Regions from separate parts of the Homo sapiens genome. Here all the other regions are linked to region 3. The links are chromatin loops, found by intact Hi-C in ENCODE. Cell type or tissue: ascending aorta. All regions are shown on one strand. Links, peaks and the distances in the headings refer to the core of each region. The heading gives the core; the rest is flanking DNA. Region 1 overlaps MOB2 (MOB kinase activator 2). Region 2 holds the start of LOC124902606 (a long non-coding RNA gene). Region 3 overlaps MUC5B (mucin 5B, oligomeric mucus/gel-forming).

Region 1 (6,162 bases), core at 466-5,465, 220 kb before region 3:
CGCAACCCACAGGGTGTGGTTCCTCAGCCGCCAGCAGGTGTGCCTGTCTTTGTCCCAGCGTGCGGCTGTTTGTGCCCTGGGCAGGGGCTTCAGCCACCCAGGCAGAGGTGACCCGGAGTCTGTCCTTGTGTGGCCTTGTCCAGAGAAGTGGCATGGGGTTCCCGGGTGCCTATTTTTGTGCTGGCTGCCATAGGGATGTTGCCGGAAAATCCATTTTTGACATTTTTCTCACCTGTACTTTCTCTGACCTGCTGCGGGGGTGCCTCCCTGCCCACACCACTCAGCTCGGTGTGTGCAGGGGCGTGTGTGGGAGTGTGCGCCCAAGTGTGTGGGAGCGTGCACCCGTGTGTGTGGGAGTGTGCACCCGTGTGTGGGCATGAGGGGCCGGGGGAGTGGGGCAGGCACAGCCAGCTGCAGCAGTGAGTGTGTCCTCCCGGGTGGGGTTGCCTGGTGGGGGTGTGAGGCGAGCGTGGCCTGCTGGACGTGCCCTCCAAGGGCCGGGGGCTGCGGCACCCGTGTGCATCTCCGTGCCTCTGCCTGTCCCTGGGCACCCGGCTCCATCTTTCTCTTCATAGGCTCCTTCCCTATCTCCCGATCACCTGTGCATTCAACAGGGAGGGCTCCACAAGTAGACACAAGAGTGCCGGCCGGTGACCCTGCCTAGGATGTCCTATCTTAAGGTGAAACTGTGAGGTTTTGGAAATGTGTGGGCAAGTTGGCAGTACTCGTGAGTTCAAATCAGGAATGGTGCCTGACATCAGTGGTGTGAGGGGACTGGCGTGTGTGTGTGTGTGCCTGTGCCAGTGTGTGCTTGTGTGTCTGAGGCCAAATGCCGAAGGCAGCTCCACAGGAGACACAGAGGCAGGCCTGGAGCCCAGCCAGGCCCTAAGGAAGACGGGCGGAGTCCCTTCCCTGGGGCTCAGGAAGGTTTCAAAGGAAGCGATGAGGAAGCCACCTTGGCTGGGAGCTGGATGCATGGAGGGGCCGAGGCGCAGTGGAGCATGGTGGCCACGTGGGGCTGAGGTTCTAGGACAGCAGCAGCACCTGCCTGTTTGGACGTTTGGTCTGGGATGTCTGCGGGCGTTCCTTGTGCCATCTTGGCTTTTTCCTTCTCAATGGGCCTCTGCAGAGGGCACAGTAGGCTGGTAAAAGCTCGCTTTGTCTGGGGCTGCTGACCTGTTTGGGGGGGCAGACAATTAAACTCAGAAGAAAAGAAGCCACACTCCACAGCTTCCAGCTGGCTGAAGCCTGTGGGCAGTGCAGGCTGTGCTGAGAGATGGACAGGGGCTCCGGAGGCCTTCCCACCCCTCAGCCTGAGGCCGTGTGACAGAAGTGGGATCAGCACCCAGGGAGAACTCGGGTTAGAACACGGTGTTAGAAATGCAGTTTTCAGGCCCCCCCTCAACACCCAGAAGGCCACATCAGAAATGTAGGGGTGGGGGTGGCGCCAAGCACCCCAGCATGTGGTGCCCTCCCTGCATGTTGGGGTGACAGGAGGTGCCCGTGGCGTGCACCCTGGGCAGCAAGGTGTGCTGAGACCCAGGCTCTGTACCGGGTGGCTACTGGGGGCTCTGCCTGGCCGGGTCTTGGGGGAAGGGGTCACTGGGAGCCTTGACTTTCAGGCTCTGGGTGGACCAACCAGCACTGACATTCACCCGAACCAAGGAGCATGAGGGGCCCGGTGCAGATGGCTGAGTGGGGTCCAAGGACCATGCCCTCCTCAGAGGCGTCACCTGCGGGCCTTTCTCCTGCACCCCACACGCTGCCTGGTCACCGTATTTTCCAGGCCTGGGCTTGGGGACTTGTATTTCTGGGCCCCTCGTGCCTGCCCCACCCCTTGGCGTTGACCTGTGGTGGGAAGTGCCAGATGAGGGCCACCTCCTGCTGCTGCCCACTCACCTCAGGGTCTACAGGCTCGACTTCCATAGCAAGCGTGCTCTGGGCGAGTGGGGGTCTCTGAGCCTGGAGCACCCCATTCCTGTGGGCCGTGGGGCCTGGCCAGGATTCCATCCCTGTGATAATGAAGTTGACACTCGTGGCAAAGGTGCAGGGCACTCGGTTGTGCTGTCCTCGTCCCTCAGGGCGGATGAGGAGTGGGCGGCTCCCAGCCCACTCCCCAGCTCCCCCTGCCTGTGAAGCAGTGTGCACCTGCTGTGGGCAGGGTGAGACCCCCTGTGTGTTGACTGTGTGGTTGTCTAAGTTTTCCACGGGAGCCCAGCAGCTCTGATGCCTCCCTGTGCCCCTTCCCTTGCCCACCAAATTTGTGTCTAGCAGGGATTGCCTCACTTCCCAGTAGGGATCAGTTACGTGCTGGGTGCCAAGGAGGCCGACTGGCACGTCATGGGTACCACTGGCGAGAATGGGGAGGGTGGCATTTGACAGGCTCTTAAAGGACCAGGAGAAGTTTGCTAGGCCTGGTGTAAGATGGGCAAGTTGGCAGAGCAGCAGCTGGTGCCCACAAACAGGGTGCAGACCCCTGTGGCAGGCAGGACAGGTCATCTAGAGCAGGGAGGAGGGAGGTGAGGCTGGTGAGTGTGTGGGAGGCAGGAAGGAGGTGGTTCCATCTGGCCCGGCCCTCCTAAGTGCATGGTGCCTGCCAGGCAGGACCCAGGCTCAGAGCCCACCTGTTGGAATAGTGTGAGGGACTTTGTTTTGGGGGCTGTGCACACAGCATCTGCCCTTCTGCTTCTTCCAAGTGGTCACGGAAGCCCTGTGGGTGGGCTGAGGTCCAGGGTCCACTCCCCAGTCCCTTCAGCGCCATCTCTGTCCTGCCTGCGGCCGGGGCCTGCTCCCACAGTCCTCCCTCCACATCGAAGGACTTGGTCTTTCTGTGCCCCGGGGCTCCTAGCCAGCAGCACAGGGGGAGCTGGGAGCAGGGCGCAGGGCCTCGGCACTTCCCTGGGTGAGGGGCAGCTGGGCCACTGAGGCAGTGACTGGGCAGACCTCTGGGCCTGGACGGCACAGAGCCTGTTTCAGAGCCTGTGAGCCTGCGGGGGGCGCCGCAGAGGTGTTTTCTCCACTGGGCAAAGCCAAGAATGACTAAGGACGAGAAGAGTGCCATGGAGGTGTCGTGTGCTCTGAGGCCTCCTCGGTAGCTGCCGCTGGCTTGGACCGAGCAATGGGCTGCCTCAGAGTGACTGCTTCCTGCCCAGGCCTGGGCCTTCGCTGAGAGCCTGCCCTTCTGGGAAGGAGGGCACTTGAGGTCAGGGAGACGTGGGTGCTGCCAGGCGTTCGGGGCTTTCCCATGGAAGTCCCTCTGTTGGTGCCCGCACAGCCGTTCCTGGAGCAGAGGCCATGTCCTGCGCGTCCCCTTGGTCCTACTACCTTTGGGCCAGTGCCCGTCCACCTGCCCCATGGGAATGAGTGACCCGGTCCAAAGAAGGTAGGCTTGCAGGAGGCTTGTCTCACAGTGCACTAAGCTCCGGGGCCCGGCCAGCCCTGGGTGCTGGGGACAGGGTGAGACTGGGGGAGCAGCTCGGGGAGGCCCAGCCTGGAGGGCCTCGTGCGTACTTTTCTTCTGTGTTCTAGGAGAGCAGGTGTGGACGGGAAGAGGCAGGGAGGCTGAGGTGCCAGTGCCGGAGTGGCGGCTGCTCACTACCTCCTGACCACAGCCAGAGCCTGGGAGAGGGAAGCCAGGTCTCCAGGTTCTGCCCCTGCCCAGCCCTCTCTGAGGACCGGAGGTGGAAGGTAGCCCCAGCCTGGAAGGCTGGCAAGGGGGCAGGAACTGCCAGTAGGGCAGCCTCCCTGAGTGGGCCCTGGGGCACACCCTGAGAGTGAGCGCGCTGACAGCTGCTCCTGCTGGCAGCCCTGCGTGACCGACCACCAGGTAACTGCCACCTGGAGCTTGCCAGTTGACACAGCTCCTAAGACACAGAGCAGGGAGACGGCTTGTAGCCCGCTTGGCAGCCTGGGCCACTGCAACCCACCCCTCCAAATGGGAAGGCCGAGCCCAGGCTGTAGCTGCCCGGGTGGGGTGTGGTGTGCTGTGCTGTGAGAGCACAGGGCAGGGAGGTGCAGGCCCACCTGCCGGTGGTCAGGGCCAGGCCCAGCGTCATGGGGAGAGCCTTCCCTGTGGTGGACACGCTGGGCATGGCCTGGCACAGGCTGGTGTGGAGTCTGGGTGCCTCGCTGTGCTGGGGCGAGGGGCTGCAGGCTACACGGAAGCTCACCCTGTCTGTCCCACCCCTGTACTGTGAGGACCCCAAGTGCCCACGCTGCATGTGGCCCATCCACACCTGTGCTTCCTCTTCCTCAGACCCCACGCCCTGTGCTCTGGAGAGATGGCAGAGTGGGAGTGCCAGGGCCCAGGGGCCCTGCCCCTGCCCCTCCCTGCCCCTGCCCCTGCCCCTCCCTGCCCCTGCCCCTGCCCCTGCCCCTGCTCCTGCCCCTGCTCCCTGCCTGGCTCTGGCTACTCCCAGCACTGCCCCCAGAGGCCTGCGCTGGTCTCCTTTTAAGGCGAAGATCTGCTGTGAGAAGCTGAAAGGGAAACATTTCCCTGGCATTCAGGGAGCATTTTTCCTTTCTCTTTCTCTTAAATAAACCATTAGCAACTTTTCAAAACAAGAAAGAAAAAAAATAAGGACAGGGTCAGGTTGCCACAAAGACCTTTGGCCCCCATCCTCATCACCCTGTGGCCTCCCCAGGCCTGGTGGACAACAGGGATACTGGAGCTGCAGGCCAGGCTGCCGCCTGATGCCAGGGGCCCCGTGCTCTCAGGCTGGCCAGGAAGGCAGGTGCCCTGCACAAGGCCTGTGGTATGTTTTCACCGGGGCCACCAGCGGCAGGGGCAGGGACAGGCTGGCCAACTCAAAAGAAGCCAGGAGTGAGAGGGTTTGCTTCTCCTTTCCTTCCAAGAGCACTGGAAAACTGGAAGGTGGGCGCTGGGGGCCCTAAACCCTGGGCCCCTCCCTGGTTGGAGGACTTGGTGAGGGGTGAGGATGCCCTCCGTGCAGGGGCCCGTGTGGCAAGTGGGAGCGCCAGCCCTTCTTCCCAGGAGGTGCCACGCAAGGCAGCTCCACTGGCCCCTCTGCGGAGCAGCCTCACCGTTGGTGTCCCGTTGGTGTCCTTTGAGCCTGGCAGGGAGGCAGTGTCGCCCCGATGGGCTCGGGCAGCTCCCTCTACACCTGCGCTGGCCACAACTGACCCCCCGGGCAGACCCTGGGTCTGATGGGCGTGTAGTGACCACACCGCGTCTCCTCTCTTGGCAGGAAGTCCAAAGCCAAGCCTAATGGCAAGAAGCCCGCTGCGGAGGAGAGGAAGGCCTACCTGGAGCCTGAGCACACCAAGGCCAGGATCACCGACTTCCAGTTCAAGGAGCTGGTGGTGCTGCCCCGCGAGATTGACCTTAACGAGTGGCTGGCCAGCAACAGTGCGCGGGGGCCTGGGGGCGGGCCCCCTCCCTCCTCCCTGCTCCTCCTCGAAGCCCCTCCTCAAGGGGGACCCCCACGGCTGGTGCTCAGCAGCCCCCTGCCGCGAGGGGAGAATGTGGCCCGTGGACGGGCAGAGCTCACCCAGCCGAGCTCCTGCACCTGTTGCTGGAAGCAGGGGTGGACGGGGCGGCTCAGCTCTGGCGTTTTTCACATCTGGCTCCTTCTCTTCTCTTCCAGCCACGACGTTTTTCCACCACATCAACCTGCAGTATAGCACCATCTCCGAGTTCTGCACAGGAGAGACGTGTCAGACGATGGCCGTGTGCAACACGTGAGTGCTGCCTGGCTACAGCCCACTTTCTCTTGGGAGACTCGGTGGGGCTCTGAGCCCCCGCTGCCCCAGGCTCCTGTCCTCTCAGATTCCGTTCTCACCTGGAGACCCTGAGAAGTCTTGGCACAGGCCTTCCACAACATCCACCTTCCTGTGGAAAGGCCACAGGCTGGGCCAGTGGCCCAGCTACCCAGGTCCCCAGTGGGGCCCAGAAGGTGCAGGAGCTGGTGGGGGTTGATGGGCTATGTTTCTAGGGACAGAGACGTTTCCAGAAGGAATGCCCTAAGATTGCAGAGAGCCCTTCTCCGCTGGCTCCCGTGACAGCTCTGGATGGGACAGTGAGGGCTGGGCTGGGCAGGCCACAGGTCCTTGCTCGGCCATTCATTTCATGGGGGCTCAGTTACCTTCTCCGTGACCATCCAACATGCCTGGTGCTGGTAGCTCTCTCCTGGAAGCACTGCA
Region 2 (6,162 bases), core at 364-5,363, 71 kb before region 3:
CAGATGGAGGATGCAGAGAGGTGGAGGAGATGGGGGACCAGAAAGGATGGAGGACGGGGAGGGGTGCAGGAGACGGGCCTCCTGCAGGCTGAGCTGGGGAAGAGGCCAGGGCCCGGAAAAGGACAAGAGAGACAGAGATGAGCAGCACGTGGGGTGAAGGGGTGGAGGGGCCCAGGCCCAGGGGAGAGACAGAGAAAGGACAGAGAGATACGGAGAACAGAGACAGAAAACAGAGAGAGACAGAGAACAGAGAGAGACAGAGAACAGAGAGAGACAGAAAGAGATAGAGAGAAACAAGAGTAATGAGAGATAGAGGCAGAGATGAGAGAGACACAGAGAGACAGAAATAGAGAGAGACAAAAGATAAAGAGATAGAGACGGAGAGACAAAGAAGAGACAGAGAGAGACCAGGAGGAGAAGAGAGATTGGCAGAGGAGACTCAGGGGCTGGCAGGTGAACCTGGGAGGGGCGGCTCTGGTGAAGAAGGGAGTGAGGAGGTCTGAAGCCGGTTGCCCCGTGAATCTGAATTTCGCGAGTGTCCCGGGAGCCCCTCCGTGGCCGCCTCTGTCCCCCGGAGGCGCCCCCCAGGCCCTGGGGTCCCTCCCCGCGGTGGCTCCGGGGACAGGACCGCGCCCTCCACGGAGCCGCCATATGGCCGCGGGGACTTCCAGGGGGCAGCGGCCCCGCGGGGACTCGGGTGGGACTTCGGGGCCTCCCACCCTCCCTCTTTTTAACGTTTGTCAGATAAGATGACGCGGAATGAAAAGCGCGCTTGGAACGGAGCGGCCGTGGCCGGTGGGCTGGGAAGACCCCCGCGAGGGGAAGAAGCGAGCGCGCCCCCCGCCCCCGCCTCGGGCCCCCGGGAAGGCGGCGCAGCCACTGGGGAGTCTCAGTGCCAGGCGGCTCCGTGTCGCGTCTCTGCCCCGCGTTTCTGAGGCTCCAAGCTGCCGGGGGAGCTGGGGGTGGCTTCCGAACACGCCGAGCGGAGCCTCGCGGCCTCCGAGGGACCCCGTGCGAGGCGCCATTCCCAGCCGGGGACAAGGGGCTGTGCGGGGCTGGGGGCTCCGAGGCCGCGCGCTCCCGGGAGTGCCAGGCGGTGGTGGGGCCGCGGCTCCGGGGGATCGGGCTAGGGAGGGACGGGGACCCCCGGGCGGCGGCGACACCTCTTCCTGGAGAAGCGGGAGCGCGAGGCGGGGGCCGGACAGGTCTCACCTTCTCCATCCCGCTGTCCGCGCGTCTCATCCGCACCTGGAGGGCGCGTCTCCCACCGCGGGCGGGGCGGGCTGGACGCGGGGCCTGGGAGGGGGGAAGACGCAGGATCAGCGGCAGCGCGAACCCACAGCCCTGCAGGGTCCCCGCGCCTGGGCACGGACGCGTTTCGCACAGGAGGAGGCTCTAGCGTAAGCGCCGGGAGCGCTCGGAGCCCGGGCCATCTCGAGACACCTGAGGGCCTGGGGTGAGCCCAGCGCCCCACGACCCCTACCTTGTCCCCATCCCCCCGCCCCCCGCCCTCCACGCCCCGCCCCCCCGCCCTCCACGCCCCGCCCCCACGCCCCGCCCCCGCCCCCACGCCCCGCCCCCGCCCTCCACGCCCCGCCCCCCGCCCTCCACGCCCCGCCCCCCCGCCCTCCACGCCCCGCCCCCCCGCCCGCCCCGCCCCGCCCCGCCCTCGCCGGGCGCCCGCGTGGCGGGAACTCAGGAACGCGCCGCCGTCCCGCTGCTTCTCAGGGCTGAGCCAGGGACGCTTTGTCTTCGCGTCTGAATGACGGATTGACGGCCGTTTGCAGCGGCTCTGAAGCGAGTGCGGACGGTCTTAGGACGGTTTCCCTGACGGATGCGCTTCCGGGGGAGAAGTGAGGGGGGCACGGGGCGGTACTGGGGGCCCAGGGCCAAAGACGGGGAAGCAAGCGGCCTCTGGGGAGTGGTGGGCGGTGAGCAGCGGGGCGGGGGGGTGCACGCCGGTGGGAGAGGGCAGGGGAGGTGGGAGGAGGGAGGAGGGTGGGAGAGAGGGCGGGGGAGGGGGGAGGACGGCGGGGGAGGACCCCGGGATGGGAGCCGACACCCACAAGCCCCAGGTCCCTGGCCCAGCCTCACCCCAGGCGTCCATTCGTCCACAGCCAGGAGAGACACACAACATCGCCTGGGGCCACCTGCCCGAAGGTGCCCGGGAACACCCACGAAAACACAGAAACCTGGGCTTCGTTATGCAGGAGTTTTGTTCCTGAAGATGGCATTGCTTGCGACCTCCCTCCCCACCCCACTCCTTTCTCCGGGAACATGAACGTCTCTGGATTTCTCAATCTCTGAATTTGCCAACACCACGAAAATTCACACCCGATGCTTTGCAAGAGCTGCTATTTATAGGAGCGCTGGGTTTCAGTGGCTTCTCTCCAGAGTTGCAAAGTCACTCTCTAATGCAGCTGTTTCATCAGGCACCGCCCCGTGTCCTGGGCATCTGGTCTTTTTACATTCCTTTGGGTGCACCCATAATATTCTACTGGGGGCCGGAAGAGAGAATTTTGGGCTCCAATTTAGCTTCATCATGCAGAATCGACCTTCCTTTTACAAACTCATCCAGCCATCCACTCACTGTTTGTGTGAACTCAGCAAGTTACTGAACCCCCCAGGCTCAGTTTCCCCATTTGTAAGATGGGGCCGAGCAGCCCTTATGACGAGTCCGGGGAATTGTGAAGTCCCCGGTGCATGAATGTCACCGCGAATGTTGGCTGTATGATCACCAGTCACTCAGCAGCACTTGTGTGCACCTGCATGGGGGCCCCGGGCCCACCAGACTCGGAGGTGACCAATCTCAGTGCTGGTGAGAAGGGCTATGACAGGGGCCCTCCAGGGCACTGGCCCTGAGCCCACATCCCAGGCAGCAGTTAAAGCTGCCAAGGAGAGTGAAAAAAGCCACCCAGGAGCAACCCAGGGCTGGGTCTTGATGGGATGAATAGGAGTTTTCCAGGTAGAAGGTGGGGGAGAGGGACTCGTATGCAGTGGAGTCAGGAGTCATTCTCAGGGACAGGTGGAGTGCAGTGGTCTCTAGGAAGAGACAGGTGCCTCATACCACATAGAACAATTAGTTTAAAGTGGGTTAAAGACCTAGATGTAGAAATTCAAACTATAAATCACTGAGAAGACATGGGGTGAATCTTTTTGAGCTTGGTTTACTTAGATATGACCCAAAAAGCACAGAAACAAAAGAAAAAGATAGATAAACTGAATTCCTCAAAATCAACAAATTTTGTGCTTCAAAGGACACCATCAAGAAAACCAAAAAACAATCTGCAAAATGGGAGAACATATTTGCAAATCACTTGTCTATAAGAGACTTGTATCTGGCATATATAAAGGGGGTTATATTACACAAAGAACAATTGCAACTTGACAACGAAAAGACAAGCAGCTCAATTAAAAAATGGCAAAGGGGCCAGGCGCAGCGGCTCACGCCTGCAATCCCAGCACTTTGGGAGGCTGAGGCGGGCGAATCATGAGGTCAGGAGATCGAGACCATCCTGGCTAACACGGTGAAACCCTGTCTCTACTAAAAATACAAAAAAAATTAGCCACACATGGTGGCGGGCGCCTGTAGTCCCAGCTATTTGGGAGGCTGAGGCAGGAGAATGGCGTGAACCCGGGAGGCGGAGCTTGCAGTGAGCTGAGATCGCACCACTGCACTCCAGCCTGGGTGACAGTGTGAGACTCTGTCAAAAAAAAAGCAAAGGATATGAGTAGACATTTCTCCAAGCTGATGCACAAATGACTGATCAACACAAAAACATGCTCCACATAAGTAGCCCTCAGGGAAATGCACCCACTAGGGTGGCTACAATCTCTATTAATAATTTTGTTTAACTGGAAAACAGCAAGTGTTGGTGGGGATGTGGAGAAATTGGAAACTTCATTCATCGCTGGAGGGAATGTAACATGGTGCGGACACCGTGGAAAACAGTCGGGCAGTTGTTCCAAACGTTACACAGAGTTGTCACATGACCCAGCAATTCTGCTCCCACATATATGCCCAAGAGAACTGAAAGTGTGTCCACATTAAAAACCTGTCCACAAATGTTCATAGCAGCATTATTAATAATACCCCGATGTGAAATTAACCTACATGTCCATCAACTGATGAAACATGGGCTGCATCCATCCAACGGAATATTATCCGGCCATAAAAAGGAATGACATCGAGTTGAAGGCAGGGTCTTGAGGAGATATTTGCACACCCATGTTGCATGTTCATTGCAGCATCATTCATGAGAACTGAGAGGTGGAGGAACCCTGTGCGCTGAAATTGGGGCTGGCCGAGCCAGGTAGGAGGTGGACAGGCTCCCTGGCGGCTCTCCAGGGACGTCCTTCAGGGACAGCTTCGAGGACGTCCCATGAGCAGTGCCCATGTGGTCAAGGGCTTCAGTACCCGGCAGCAGCTCTCAGCCACCTTGACCATGAGCAAGGAGAGGACATATCTGGTGCCTCAAAAGAACATCTTTGCCTAAAGCTCATCTGGGAGAGAGAGCAAGCAGACTGCAAATTTCTGAAACTGCTTGAACCAAGTGCATGAATTTGGTGCATCCTGAAGTCCCTCTGCCCAGAGAGGGCTGCTAGTCTGTGCATGGCAGGATGGACCGCTGCTCTGAGTCACCTTTGCTGAGCAGCCAAGGCTGGGCTTCCCTTGGAATTGCTTCCGGAATGAGATATTCAGGGCCAGTCCTTGGCTGTAGTTTCTAGACTTCTCCTCGACAGGGCAGCTCCTTGGTGCAGCTCCTGCTGCACTGCTGGCCCCGGTCTGGCTCTCTTGGTGGCTGTGGCCACCCGTGCCATTGCATGGTCCTAACAGTCTCTGTGTATATTCAGCTTGCTTCCTGCTGTGGGGCCCCACTCCTACTGCAGAACTCAGCCCCTGGTTCAATGCTGACCTTTGTACCCCAGTCCCTTAACTACGCAGGCATCTTCCTGTGTGTGTGGTGTTTTGTAGGTATACATCTCTCTTTCAGCAGCTAGCTGAAGTATGATTTGCATACAACAAGCCGCATTTATCTAAAGTGTTATCAGTTGATATGTTTTGCCTTTTGCAAATGACACCAAAAGCATCACCACAATCGAGATAATAAACAGACCCCCCCAAGCCTCCAGTGCCGCTTACCTTCCTCCCGCCCTCTCCCTCCACTCTCTCTCTGCAGCCCACTGACCTGCCTTCTGTTTTCATAGGTGATATAGTTTGGATCTGTGTCCCCACCCAAATCTCATGTCAAATTGTAATCCCCAATGCTGGAGGTGGGGCCTGGTGGGAGGTGATTAGATCGTGGGAGTGGTTTCTCATGGTTTGGCACCATCCCCACTGGGAACTCTCATCGTCATAGTGAGTTCTCATGAGATCTACTTGTTTAAAAGTGTGTGGCACCTCCCCTCCCCCCTCTTGCTCCTGCTCTAGCCACGTGACCTGACCTGCCAGGTCCCCCTTTGCCTTCCGCCATGATTGTAAGTTTCCTGAGGCCTCCCTAGAAGCAGAAGCCACCATGCTTCCTGTACAGCCTACAATTAAGCCCTCCCTTTTTTTTTTTAAATAAATTACCCAGTCTCAGATATTTCTTTAGAGCAATGCAAGAACCAACTAACACGATAGGTCAGTTTATATCTCCTTACGTTTTGAACACATGGAATCTCTTACAGTGTTTACTCTGTCATGTTGTGCCTGCTTCTTTGAGATTCTTTCATGTTGTGTGTGCGAATAATTCACTCCTTTTCATGACTGATTGGACCTCCACTGGTTGGATATAACACGGATTATCTGTTTCCACATCGATGGACATTGGGGTTGTTCCCAGTCTGAGACCATTACAGATAAAGCAGCCATGGGCATCCTTCATAGGGACAGGCAGTTTCATACTTCCCAGTGAAAGGCCTAGGAGAGGAATCATACAGCAGGTGTGTGTTAACCTTTTCAGAAACTCAGTAACAAGAATACAAAACTTTTTCAGAAACTACAAAACTGTCTTCCAAAGCAGCTGCACCATTTTGCTTTCCCAGCGTCAGTGATGGGAGATCCAGTTCCTCCATGTCCCCAGCAGCCATTGGTATAGCCATTGTTTTTAATGTAGTGCTGGAATAGGCATGCAGTGGCAGCTTGCTGTGCTTTTAGTTTGCATTTCTCTGATGATGGAC
Region 3 (6,162 bases), core at 382-5,381:
AAGTTGGTACCAAGAGTGGGGCATTGCTGAAAAGATACCTGAAAATGTGGAAGGAATTTTGAAACTGGGTAACAGGCAGAGATTGGAACAGGTTGGAGAGCTCAGAAGAAGATAGGAAAACATGGGAAAGTTTGGAACCTCCTAGAGACTTGTTGAATGGCTTTGACAAAAATGCTGATAGTGATATGAACAATAAGGTCCAGGCTGAGGTGGTCTCAGATGAAGATGAGGAACTTATTGGGAACTGGAGCAAAGGTGACACTTGTTATGTTTTAGCAAAGACACTGGTGGCATTTTTGCCTCTGCCCTAGAGATTTGTGGAACTTTGAACATCAGAGAGATGATTTAGGGTATCTGGCAGAAGAAATTTTTAAGCAGCAAAGCATTAAAAAGGTGACTTGGATACTGTTAAACATTCCATTTTAAAAGGGAAATAGGCCGGGCACAGTGGCTCACACCTGTAATCCCAGCACTTTGGGAGGCTGAGGTGGGTGGATCACCTGAGGCTGAGTTCGAGACCAGCCTGGCCAACATGAAGAAACCCCGTGTCTACTAAAAATGCAAAAATTAGTTGGGCATAATGGCTCATGCCTGTGATCCCAACTAGGGAGGCTGAGGCAGGAGAATCACTTGAACCCGGGAGGTGGAGGTTGCAGTGAGCCAAGATTGCGCCACTGCACTCCAGCCTGGGTGACAGAGCAAGACTCCGTCTCAAAAAGATTTTTTGTTGTTGTTAAAGAGGAAAACAGAGCGTAAAAGTTCAGAAAATTTGCAGCCCAATGATGCAGTAGAAAAGAAAAACCCATTTTTTGAGGAGAAATTTAAGCTGACTGCAGAAATTTCCTTAAGTAGCAAGGAGCCTAATGTTAATCCCCAAGACCATGGGGAAAATATCTCCAGGCCATGTCAGAGACCTTCACGGCACCCCCTCCCATCAGAAACCTGGAGGCCCAGGAGGAAAAAATTGTTTTGTGGGCTGAGCCCAGGATCCCTGTTCTGTGTGCAACCTAGGGACTTGGTGCCCTGCATCCCAGCCTCTCCAACTGTGGCTGAAAGGGGCCCAACGTGGAGTTCAGGCTGTGGCTTCAGAGGGTAGAAGCTCCAAGCCTTAGCAACTTCCATGTGGTGTTGAGTCTGTGGGTGCACAGAAGTCAAGAACTGAGGTTTTGGAACCTCCGCCTCAATTTCAGAACATTTACGGAAACACCTGAATGTCCAGGCAGAAGCTTGCTGCAGGGGCGGGGCCCTCATGGACAACCTCTGCTAGGGCAGTGCAGAAAGGAAATGTGGGGTTGGAGCCCCCACACAGAGTCCCTACTGGGCCACCGCCTAGTGGAGCTGTGAAAAGAGGGCCACTGTCTTCCAGACCCCAGAAAGGTAGATCCACCAACAGCTTGTACCATGTGCCTGGAAAAGCCACAGACACTCAACACCAGCCCATGAAAGCAGCCAGGAGGGAGGCTGTATCCTCCAAAGCCACAGGGGAGGAGCTGCCCAAGACCATGAGAACCCACCTCTTGCATCAGCGTGAACTGGACATGACACCTGGAGTCAAAAGAGATCATTTTGGAGCTTTAAAATTTGACAGCCCCGCTGGATTTTGGACTTGCATGGGCCCTGTAGCCCCTTTGTTTTGGCCAATTTCTCCCATTTGGAACAGCTATATTTACCCAATACATGTACCCTCATTGTATCTAGGAAGTAACTAACTTGCTTTTGATTTTACAGGTTCATAGGCAGAAGGGACTTGCCTCGTCTCAGATGAGATGTTGAACTGCAGACTTTTGGGTTAATGCTGAAATGAATTAAGACTTTTGGGGATGGTTAGGAAGGCATGATTGGTTTTGAAATGTGAGGACATGAGATTTGGAGGTATCAGGGCAGAATGATATGGTTTGGCTGTGTCCCCACCCAAATCTCACCTTGAATTGTATCTTCCAGAATTCCCACGTTGTGGGAGGGACCCAGGCAGAGGTAATTGAATCATGGGGGCCAGTCTTTCATGTGCTATTTTTGCGATTGTGATTAAGTCTCACGAGATCTGATGGGTTTATCAGGGGCTTCCACTTTTGCTTCTTCCTCATTTTCTGTTGCCACTGCCATGTAAGAAGTGCCTTTCATCTCCCACCATGATTCTGAGGCCTCCCCCAGCCATGTGGAACTGTAAGTCCAATTAAACCTCTTTTTCTTCTCAGTCTTGGGTATGAAGACAGTGTGAAAACGGACTAATACATCCCCATGATCCCCACATGTCATGGGAGGGACACTGGGAGTGATTGGATCATGGGGGTGGTTTCCCCCATGCTGTTCTCGTGATAGTGAGTGAATTCTCACGAGATCTGGTGGTTTCCTAAGCATCTGGCATCTCCCCTGCTAGGTCTCATTCTCTCTACTGCCACCTTGTGAAGAAAGTGCCTGCTTCTGCTTCACCCTCCACCATGATTGTAAGTTTCCTGAGGCCTCCTCAGCCAGGCAGAACTGTGAGTCAGTTAAACCTCTTTTCTTTATAAATTACCCAGTCTCAGGTATTTCTTTGTAGCAGTGCGAGAATGGCCTCATACAAAAAGTTTTGGGCCCCCCTCTCAGCACTTCCCAAATGTTTCCTTTTCGGGATATCTGCTGGCTTTGCAGATGATTTAGTTTCTTGTTTTCAATTGCTGCTATTTTAAAGTTTCTTTCTATCATTGTCACAGTTTCTGTGTCTGTAGGGGAAGACAGGCCCACTTTTCCATCTGGAAACCAGAAATCCCTTTTAAAACGTCTTTAAAGTCTAAGTAACATTGGTTTGTATTCACTGTGTTTATTTATTTATTTAATTTTAATTTTTATTTTTTTTGAGACGGAGTCTCACTCTGTCACCCAAGCTGGAATGCAGTGGCGCGATCTCGGCTCACTGCAAGCTCTGCCTCCCGGGTTCACGCCATTCTCCTGCCTCAGCCTCCTGAGTAGCTGGGACCACAGGCGCCCGCCACCACGCCTGGCTAATTTTTGGTATTTTTAGTAGAGATGGGGTTTCACCGTGTTAGCCAGGATGGTCTCGATCTCCTGACCTCGTAATCCGCCCGTCTCAGCCTCCCAAAATGCTGGGATTACAGGCATGAGCCACCGCGCCTGGCCCACTGTGTTTATTTTTATAGTTACTTGCTCTGGGGCATTGCAGAGCCCTGTGGTTTTGAGTGTGGCCTCGACTTGGGCTGCCTGGATGTGAGCCCAGCTTTCCCCCTGACAGAACCACACCTTTTCATTGCTTTGTGCCTCAGTGTTCCCATCTGTGGAGTGGGAGACACAATAGCAGACACCACACAGGGTATTGTCAGGATTGAATGATACGGTTCTGGGGCACAGAGACAGCACAGCATGGGCCTCTGAGAGGGGTGCTTGTACCCATACACCGACATAAATGGGTCTAAGGAAACCATCGCACCATGGGAATGACTGAGGTTTCGGAAACCATTTGTTTACACGTGGCGGAATGCAGACCCAGGTCAGGCAGTGACCTGGCGCAACCTCCAGACAATCAGCCTCGGAGACGCAGGGTAAACCTATAGAAGCTCACCCCAGTGGTGACCAACCTAGCCCACCGCCCACCAGAGCCCACCTGCAACCTTGTCAGGCCCCTGCCTATCTCCAGCCCAGTCCTGGGGTGGCTGGCCCTGCTGGGCCTCGGCAAGGAGGGCAGGAGAGGCTGGAGCTCTGGAGCGCTGGCAGGGGCCTGGCTGGGCCCCCAGGAGCTGGGAGCTCTGTAAATGTACAGTGTGATGGCATCACTTCCTGGGCAGGGCAGGACCCACCCAAGGGCACAGGGCAGAGGCAGGCCCCGGTGTGGGGAAGGCCCCGCTCTGCACCCACACCACAGGCTTCTGCAGCCAGGCACGAGCATTGCTTTTGTCTCCCCAGGCCACGGTCTGCCTGTAGCCACCCCCTGCCCAGTAGGAGGTCATTTTGTGTCCAAAGCTCCCTGCATCCTGCTATGCCTAGGTCCTGGCTGGCACCACCTTCACTGTCTTCCCTGCCCACACCTGCAGCCCCAGCTGCTGACCCCACCCATCCCACAGGCTCCCCGATACCCTGCTGTCTGCACCGGGTGCTCTCTGCTCTGGACAGAGCAATAGAAAGGAAGGGCAGAAAGCCCTGCCCGTGCGTGTGGAGGCGGGACAGGAGGTGGGACAGGAGGCGGGACAGGAGGCGCGACAGGAGGCGGGACAGGAGGCGGGACAGGAGGCGGGACAGGAAGCCAGCAAGCTCACGTGTCGCTTGCGTAGCAAGTGCCCCAAGGAAAGCATTCCCGGAGAGGTGCGCGTGGAACAGGGTGAAAGGCGGCCCCGCAGGGCCCAGCACCAGCCTGGGAGCATTGCACCTGGCTCCGTGCACCTGCCCTGGGGGGCAGCTGCCTCCCCGCTGACCGGGCCTGGTCGCCTGCTTGCCCCACTGACTGCCTCCATCTTCCTACATGAGCTGGTTTCCTCACACAATCCCCTACACTGGAAATAACAGCCGGGGTGACCTCTGAGTCCTGGCGGCCCCCTGCCCCCTGTCCCCTGGGCAGTGCTCCCACAGCCCAAGACTGACTCTCGGGGTGCCCACAGGGGCATGTGGATGACCAAGCGGCTCCTTGTCCCCCACCCTGCCTGGCCTTCCCAGAGGCTTCCTGGTCCTTCAGTGGCTGCTGGGGGTCCTGGACTGCCCCCCGGATGTGTCCTCCAGCCTGCAGGCCCCAGGCAAGCAGCCCACAGAGGACCTGGACAGCCTGGGAAAGACGGTAGGCAAGAAAAGACGTCAGGACAGGAAACGTACTCAATGCTCAGGGTTTATTTGCAAAACTGGGCTGGGTTGAGCAGAGGGGGCTTTGGGATGCTGACCCCTCTCTGACCTGGCCGTTGCGACCTCAGCCCTGAGTTACCCTGCAGCAGGCATGGACAGGCGGCCGCCTTGCCTGTCGCAGCTTCCTGGCAGCAGCTGGCCTTGCCTGGACCAGCCTGTCTGCCCCAGCGGCCGGACGTGGCCAGCTGGAATCCGTGCTGCGCGGGCGCTCCGGCCGTGGCAGGGACACATAGGCCCGCACATGCTTAGTTTGTTCCAGGGCGTCCCAGTGACATCAGGGAGGGGCAAGGCCAAGGTGGGCCACAGGCTCTCCCAGGGTAGGACTCCTGAGTGGCGCCCTCCCGAAAGGGGTCCTGCTGGCCCCTCACCCTTCTGGGGCCGGTTTCACCCACGGGGTGGGCAGCAGGAGCACGGAGCGCGGGGTGCCACACACAGGCCGGGGGGCTCCGCAGAGGAGGCCCAAGGTTTTCATGATCAGACAATGCACATCCTGGCTCCAGGTGGACAGAGCATGGGGATGGAGGCAGAACGTTCTCAGACAGCAGTGGCCTCCTGGGCCGGGAAGCCACGGGTGTGTGGGGGAGCCATGGGCGCAGGGACACAGAAGGGCGTGCAGCCACACTCATCCACGTGGGTGTAGGTGTGCAGGATGGCTGAGCCGTTAGGACAGTGCAAGGGCACCGTCTCCTCGTGGACCCGCCTCTCCTGGCAGCAGGTGCACTGGTGCTGCATGGCCTGGGCCTCTGCTGAGTACCTGTGGACGCAGGGTGGCCCTCACATCAGCCACCTTGGCCCCGCCGTTTCTCTGCCCAGCCATGGTGACACATGGGCCTCTGGGGTCCTGGGCCAGACGGCCGCCCCCTTCTGTCCACAGTGGCCTGCTCTGTGGGCACGTGAGGCTTCACCTTCTCAGGATGGGGCAGCTCTGGGCCCCCAGGGTCCCTTGGCTCCCGGCTCTGTCTTCTGTGGCCTGCACTTCCCCTGTCTGAACCAGCTCCTCCAATCCTGCTGACCCTAAGCAGCCCTTGACCCTTCCTCCTGCCTCTTCTAGCTAAGGGTCAACCCTTCTGGCCCCTCCTGCTGACAGCCAACCACAGTGGCAAGCCATGGGGGGCTTCACAGAAGGCTCTGGTTCCACCCACCCTCCCCAGGGGGACACCTGGACCTGGGTTCGCAGCGGGGAGCTCTGTGCCATGTGGCTCGGCTCAGCCGGGCCCTGGCCTGGCTAGGAGAGCGGCCCCAGGCTTTCTGCCAATGGACGTGGAGAGGGGGAGCCCTGCTGGGGAGCCCCTTCCCTCCTTCCTGGAGCTGGCGTAGGCCCTCCTGACCCAGAGCAGGCTG

What was found. Peaks named below come from ENCODE experiments on the same cell type or tissue, not always from the same donor. Only the 100,000 strongest peaks of a DNase experiment are listed, where the experiment ranks them.
Region 1: a loop joins it to region 3, with 6 times the contacts of the local background. A loop is called at or near these places in 2 of 110 quality-filtered maps.
Region 2: a loop joins it to region 3, with 4 times the contacts of the local background. A loop is called at or near these places in 13 of 110 quality-filtered maps.

Annotation. Positions count from the first base shown.
Region 1 is chr11:1,479,931-1,486,092 of GRCh38, reverse strand. It overlaps MOB2 (MOB kinase activator 2), which reads left to right. Exons shown (of 5, transcript NM_001172223.3): 2 at 5,208-5,368; 3 at 5,607-5,700. Among named protein-coding and RNA genes, the nearest start is that of MOB2, 3.8 kb to the left of the region's middle. In ascending aorta, for the core only: CTCF peaks have their summits at 2,921 and 4,429; DNase peaks (open chromatin) are centred at 850, 2,332, 3,152 and 4,432; H3K4me3 peaks cover 4,361 bases; H3K27ac peaks cover 5,000 bases.
Region 2 is chr11:1,332,196-1,338,357 of GRCh38, reverse strand. It overlaps LOC124902606 (a long non-coding RNA gene), which reads left to right and starts at 1,661. Exons shown (of 2, transcript XR_007062545.1): 1 at 1,661-1,853; 2 at 2,118-5,125. In ascending aorta, for the core only: no CTCF peak of the experiment used is centred there; DNase peaks (open chromatin) are centred at 987, 1,787 and 2,307; H3K4me3 peaks cover 2,246 bases; H3K27ac peaks cover 2,038 bases.
Region 3 is chr11:1,260,802-1,266,963 of GRCh38, reverse strand. It overlaps MUC5B (mucin 5B, oligomeric mucus/gel-forming), which reads right to left. Exons shown (of 49, transcript NM_002458.3): 49 at 4,792-5,575. The coding sequence ends at 5,356. Among named protein-coding and RNA genes, the nearest start is that of MIR6744, 7.3 kb to the right of the region's middle. RefSeq lists enhancers at 2,302-2,361, 4,256-4,761 and a silencer at 4,325-4,474. In ascending aorta, for the core only: a CTCF peak has its summit at 2,399 (motif pointing left); DNase peaks (open chromatin) are centred at 2,359 and 4,193; H3K4me3 peaks cover 1,261 bases; H3K27ac peaks cover 3,219 bases.